Linked DNA regions of Homo sapiens: region 2 is linked to region 1. Evidence: read pairs that join two places in POLR2A ChIA-PET (ENCODE). Cell type or tissue: Panc1. All regions are shown on one strand. Each heading gives the region's core, and the rest is flanking DNA. Links, peaks and the distances in the headings are about the cores only.

Region 1 (2,920 bases), core at 175-2,674:
TGAGCAAGCATTGGCAGTAAGCTGATTGTTTCTGATCTCTATAGGAATAAGTGAATACTATTTTGAAGCTGACTCAATTCCATTACTTTAGGATGTAGTTAGTAACAGGAAAATCATCCTTCATGTGATAGCCATTCATTTACTCAACAGATATTTACTGACCACCTGCATTGTCTCAGGCTCTATACTCAGACTAGGGGCTATGTTGGCAAACAAGACATCTTTAAGGAGATTGCATACAAATGTAAGGAGATGGACAATGCTAGATCAAATGTGGTGCCGTTAGTCAGGACAAGAAGTTGGATTTTGTGCAGAGTGCAATGGGAAGGCATTGAAAGTTGTAGGCTGATGGCCATGCTGCTTGAGCTTCTGTAAGACTGAGCATACACAAGCAGAGTTAAGTGTCATAATCAAATACATTACAGCTTATGTTTATCTGACACATTTCATGATATGATCATTACTATACATAATTGGCAATATAAAGGATGCATCTCACAAAAATTAGTGTAACTTTTTCACTAATATAATTTCTTAGTCTAAACATTTTTAGATCAGCTGATGGAAGGTTATCCTGATGATTTGGGAAAACTTATGCAAGATCTCCTTCCCCCTGGGAAAAGAGGAGTCTCTTAAATGATATTATTCAGCCTATCTGCCTTCTGCAATGTTGACCTTGGAAAGGATGAGATGAAAGCAATGGGGAAGAGAGCAGTGACTCATTCCCTTTCTTGCAGCTGATGCAATGGGAAGGGAGGAAATATAGAGGATAGATTTGTTACTAGAGGTGCTGGTGAATGTAATGCTGTGTGAAAAACCTTGATGGTGTGCTTAATGAAAAATTTAGTTATGAAATAGAGAAATGATGTGAATCAGGACAACTGTCTCTGCACTCTAATTTCCCCCTTAGACGGTGTCACCTCACCTGTATTCCAAAATACCTGAATTCTCAGACCATCAAGAAAGTTTGTCAAGAAAGACCACAGATTGCTTTTACATTATCGATATGGCTCAGATGTTGTTGGTGTTTCAGTAAACAAATATGAGGCCTTTGGGGAAGTATCTTCATAGGCCCTCCTCAAGAGAAAGGCCTCAGCAGCCAGATTTGTTCCAGGTGACTAATTCCATACCATAACTGATTGATTCAGAAGTAGGCATGTGACCCACACTGAGTCAAATTCTTTCTCCTGAGAATCTCTGCTGCCAGACCACACTTAGTCTGAGAGTGTTGAGAAGCGGACCTATAAAATCATATAGAATTAGGCCGGGCGCAGTGACTCACACCTGTCATCCCAGCACTTTGGGAGGCCGAGGCGGGCGGATCACCTGAGGTCAGGAGTTCGAGACCAGCCTGCCCAAGATGGTGAAATCCCATCTGTACTAAAAATACAAAAATTAGCCGGGGGTGGTAGCAGGCACCTGTAATCCCAGCTGCTCAGGAGGCTGAGACAGGAGAGTCACTTGAACCCAGGAGGCAGAGGTTGCAGTGAGCTGAGATCATGCCATTGCACTCCAGCCTGGGCGACAAGAATGAAACTCCATCTCAAAAAAAAAAAACAAAAAATCATGTAGAATTGAAGCTAAGGTGAGACTCTGGGCAACTTAATGCAACATAAAAACCAGCAGCCTGGTTGGTAATTCCTTGATGGGCTATGAACTAATCCAAAAATTCAAGTTTTTACTGAAACCCACAGACTCATTCTTATATATAACTAAGATTTACTGTCTTGGAATTTGCAAAGTGGGTTATTAAATATTCCTAGAAGTTGGTATCCATAAACTCAAATTTGTTTAGAATTCTAGATTAGTATTCTCATGTGCATACTGGATGATGTTGCATACATCTTGCCATGTACGTTTACAGACATTTTCTGAAATTTGGGGGATGGATGCTGCCTTATTAATGCATCATTAGTTTTCACTGTCATTTTACTTGTTTCTATTTCTGCTTTTTAAATATAAAAATGGGCTTTGCCATCAATTTTTTAAGCTGTGGGTTGTATGTTTGTGTTCATGTTTCTACCCATGTCCCCCCACACACCTTTTATTAATGTATAGATTTTAAGATATGTTCGTGTTATGGTTCAATTTTGAATCATCCTCATCTCTTAGCTAAAGCAAATGTATGTCACAAATTGTCCTAAATTGTGTTTGTTTGGTAATGCTTTATTTGTGGTGTTCTTTGTAGTGGATGTTAGTTATGTTGATGGTTGCTTAATATATTTTGAACACTCTTTTTATGCTTAAGGAATGTCCCATATCATGAACCTTGTCTTACTAAGGTAGAAGCAAAAACTTATTTCCTAGTTTCCCTTGCAAGAGTGCAGGATCTGACTTAGGCTCTGCCAGTCAGACACACCTCCTTCACACTGTCTGATTTAGAAGTTAGAGATGCAAGAAGGAAGAGTTGAAGTGTCCACTCACAGTTCTGCCATGGCAGCAGCAGTATTTCTAGCTTACAGCAGCAACAACAATGGCTACGATATTCCTAGATGACAGCAGAGCTAATTGTTGCATCTGGTGTTTCCTATCAAAGACAGGGTTCTTCCATCCAGTTGGTTGGGTAGTGTGGTATTAGGTGTTCCTAGAAATTTAGCCTTAAAATTGTTTCTTAAGCTTTTAATAAACTCATTTTCTGCCTCATAAGCCAGAGTTAGCTTCTGTTGCTTGCAGCTAAGAACTGCTGATAGATGCTACTTGGAGATTTGTGCTGTTTTGAAAACTTGATTAATGTGTATCCCAAACCCCAAGTTTACCATAATTTATGGTATTCCCCTAATTCCCTAGAATTCATCACCTCAGAATTCCACCATTTAATCACTAATTTAAATGTCTCATTCTTGAATCTTAATCTCTTTCTTTCTAGTTGCTTGCTAGAGATGCATTTTAGCATAGTGGTTAGCACTATAGCCTTTGGAGC
Region 2 (2,920 bases), core at 187-2,686, 220 kb after region 1:
TATCAATTAGTGCTTTGGGGGATAGTGAACAGGAGGTGGTGTAAATTAATTATATTTACCATCTGTGTTTTTCTTTTCAACTAATTCATTCAGGCAGGGAGGAACCATAGAGTTACGTTTCTTCTGCTTGACTTAAAATATCTCAAAATTCCTTTCCGGCTCTACATTTCTTTAAGATCAAAACCCTTACTATATATAATAGTTCAGTTCTAAAGCTTTTTAGAGCTCTGTTAGCAAAACAGAGAGGTATTCATGTTGTACACGTATTCCTGGCAATTTGGTGTAATCCTTTACCTTTAGGAGATGTTAGAATTTCCTTTTTTCCATTTACTCATTTTAGGAATTGTATTAGTCTGTTCTTAACACTGCTAATAAAGACATACCCAAAACTGGGTAATTTATAAAGGAAAGAGGTTTGAATGACTCACAGTTCCACATGGCTGGGGAGGTCTCACAATCATGGTGGAAAGTGAATGAGGAGCAAAGTCATGTCTTACATGGCGGCAGGCAAGAGAGAGCTTGTGTAAGGGAACTCCTCTTTATAAAACCATTGGATCTCGTGAGACTTATTCACTATCATGAGAACAGCATGGGAAAGACACGCCCCTCATGATTCAATTACCTCCCACCAGGTCCCTCCCACGACACATGGGAATTATGGGAGCTATAATTCAAGATGAGATTTGGGCAGGGACACAGCCAAACCATATCAGGAATCTAAGGCCGATACTGCTAAATTCCATTACTTAGTTAAAGTTTTCCCAATGTTATAAAATTAAAAGACCTTTGATTTACATTTGAATCTCTGAATTCAGTGTTGTTGCTCAACTTATACATAAATGAAAGGAGTTATTTAAAAGGGTGAGACAAGAAACCTTTGAGCAAGTTGGGGATTTTGTACAGGTGGAAGTGCTGTTATTGGGACATACTATAGAAAGAAACTTAAGATGTGAAGTCTTAGCTACCTCAGCTCTCAGTGGTTTAACACAATTAATTTTTTTTTTTTGGAGTCTCGCACTGTCGCCCAGGCTGGAGTGCAGTGGTGTGGTCTTGGCTCACTGCAAGCTGCACCTCCCAGGTTGACGCCATTCTCCTGCCTCAGCCTTCCGAGTAGTTGGGACTATAGGCGCCTGCCACCACACCCAGCTAATTTTTTTTTTTTTTGTATTTTTAGTTGAGACGGGGTTTCACTGTGTTAGCCAGGATGGTCTCGATCTCCTGACCTCGTGATCCGCCCACCTCAGCCTCCCAAAGTGCTGGGATTACAGGCGTGAGCCACCGTGCCTGGCCAACACAATTAATTTGAACCAGGCTACTTTGGGGGAGAGGTTGTTAGATAGTAAATGGAAGAAAATAAACACGAAACAAAAAGAGTGCAGTCCATTTAGTAATGCCTCCCATTATTACTTTGATCTGGAGGAAAAAAGATATTTACTGTTTGGCCCATTACAGAAAAAGTTTGCTGAGTTCTGCTCCAGGGTAAATATCCAGAAGTGGGTTTTCTGAGTCACGTTGTAAATGTATGTTTAACTTCATGAGAAACTGCCAAACTCTTTTCTGCAGTGGCTATACCATCTTACATTCCATCAGCAATGTTCCAGTTGTTCTCTACCCTCACTAGCTCTTGGTATTGCCAATATTTTAAAATTGTACTCATTTTAGTAAATGTATAAAGGTAGCTTGTCATGTTTTTAATTTTCATTTCCCTAGTGGCTAATGATGTTGAACATCTTTTCATATAGTTATTTGCCATCTGTGTTCTCTTTGGTGAAGTGTCCAAGTCTTTTCTTAATTTTTTTAATTGGGTAGTTTGTTCTCTTAATGCTGAGTTTTGAGAGGTTTTTTTTTTTTTTTTGAGACGGAGTTTCGCCCTTGTTGCGCAGACTGGAGTGCAATGGCGTGATCTCAGCTCACTGCAATTTCCACAACCCTGCCCGGGTTCAAGTGATTCTCCTGCCTCAGCCTCCTGAGTAGCTGGGATTACAGGCATGTGCCACCACACCCGGCTAATTTTGTATTTTTAGTAGAGACGGGGTTTCTCCATGTTGGTCAGGCTGGTCTCGAACTCCCGACCTCAAGTGATCTGCCTGCCTTGGCCTCCCAAAGTGCTGGGATTACAGGCGTGAGTTTTCTATATACTTGGGATATAAACCCTTTGTTGGATATGTGATTGCATATTATTTTCTCTCATTTTATTCTCTTAACAGTGTCTTTTCCTCATTAAAATGTTTACATTTTGATAAAGTCTAATTTATTGATTTTTTTAAAAAAATTGGGCAGCCCCCAAGCCAGAATAGGTTGAGAGAGACTCCCCAGTTCATTGATGTTATTTTCTTTTATGGCTTGTGTTTTTCATGTCATGTCTAAGAGTACTTTGCCCAAACTCAGGTTATGGAGATTTTCTCCTGTGTTTTCTTCTAGGAGTTTTATAGTTCTGCATTTTACATACATCTCTGTGATCCATTTTGAATTAATCATTCTATCAGGTATGAGGTTTGGGTCAAGGTTCACATTTTTTTTGCAACATTATTTGTTGAAAAGACTATTCTTTTTCCATTCAGGTGACTTTACATCTTTGTCAAAGATCATTTGACCATACTTACGTAGTCTATTTCAGGATCCTCTTTTCTGTTCTGTTGATTTATGTGTCTGTCCCTTCACCAATGCCACACCATCTTAATTATTGTAGTTTTATGGTAAGTTTTAAAACTGGGTAGTGCGATTCTTCCAACTTTATTTTTTTTTCAAAGTTATTTTGGCTAGTCTAGTTTGCTGACTTTTCTATATACATTTTAAAATTCACTTATGTGCAAAAATTTTTAATGCAGTTTTGACTGGCTTCGAGTTACATTTGTAGATCAAGTTGTGGGTGAATAGACATTTTTGCTATGTTGAGTCTTTTAATCCATAACCATAGTAT

What was found. ChIA-PET counts read pairs that join two places held together with the same protein. Peaks named below come from ENCODE experiments on the same cell type or tissue, not always from the same donor. Only the 100,000 strongest peaks of a DNase experiment are listed, where the experiment ranks them.
Region 2: POLR2A ChIA-PET joins it to region 1 with 7 read pairs; 5 of 35 experiments call an interaction of 5 or more read pairs at or near these places.

The regions. Positions count from the first base shown.
Region 1 is chr1:212,028,931-212,031,850 of GRCh38, reverse strand. All of the region lies in intron 1 of INTS7 (integrator complex subunit 7), which reads left to right. Among named protein-coding and RNA genes, the nearest start is that of INTS7, 5.2 kb to the left of the region's middle. RefSeq lists an enhancer at 1,001-1,050. In Panc1, for the core only: no CTCF peak of the experiment used is centred there; a DNase peak (open chromatin) is centred at 1,141; H3K4me3 peaks cover 897 bases; H3K27ac peaks cover 1,490 bases.
Region 2 is chr1:211,807,286-211,810,205 of GRCh38, reverse strand. The region is part of intron 2 of LPGAT1 (lysophosphatidylglycerol acyltransferase 1); the gene reads left to right. Among named protein-coding and RNA genes, the nearest start is that of LPGAT1, 22 kb to the left of the region's middle. In Panc1, for the core only: no CTCF peak of the experiment used is centred there; no DNase peak of the experiment used is centred there.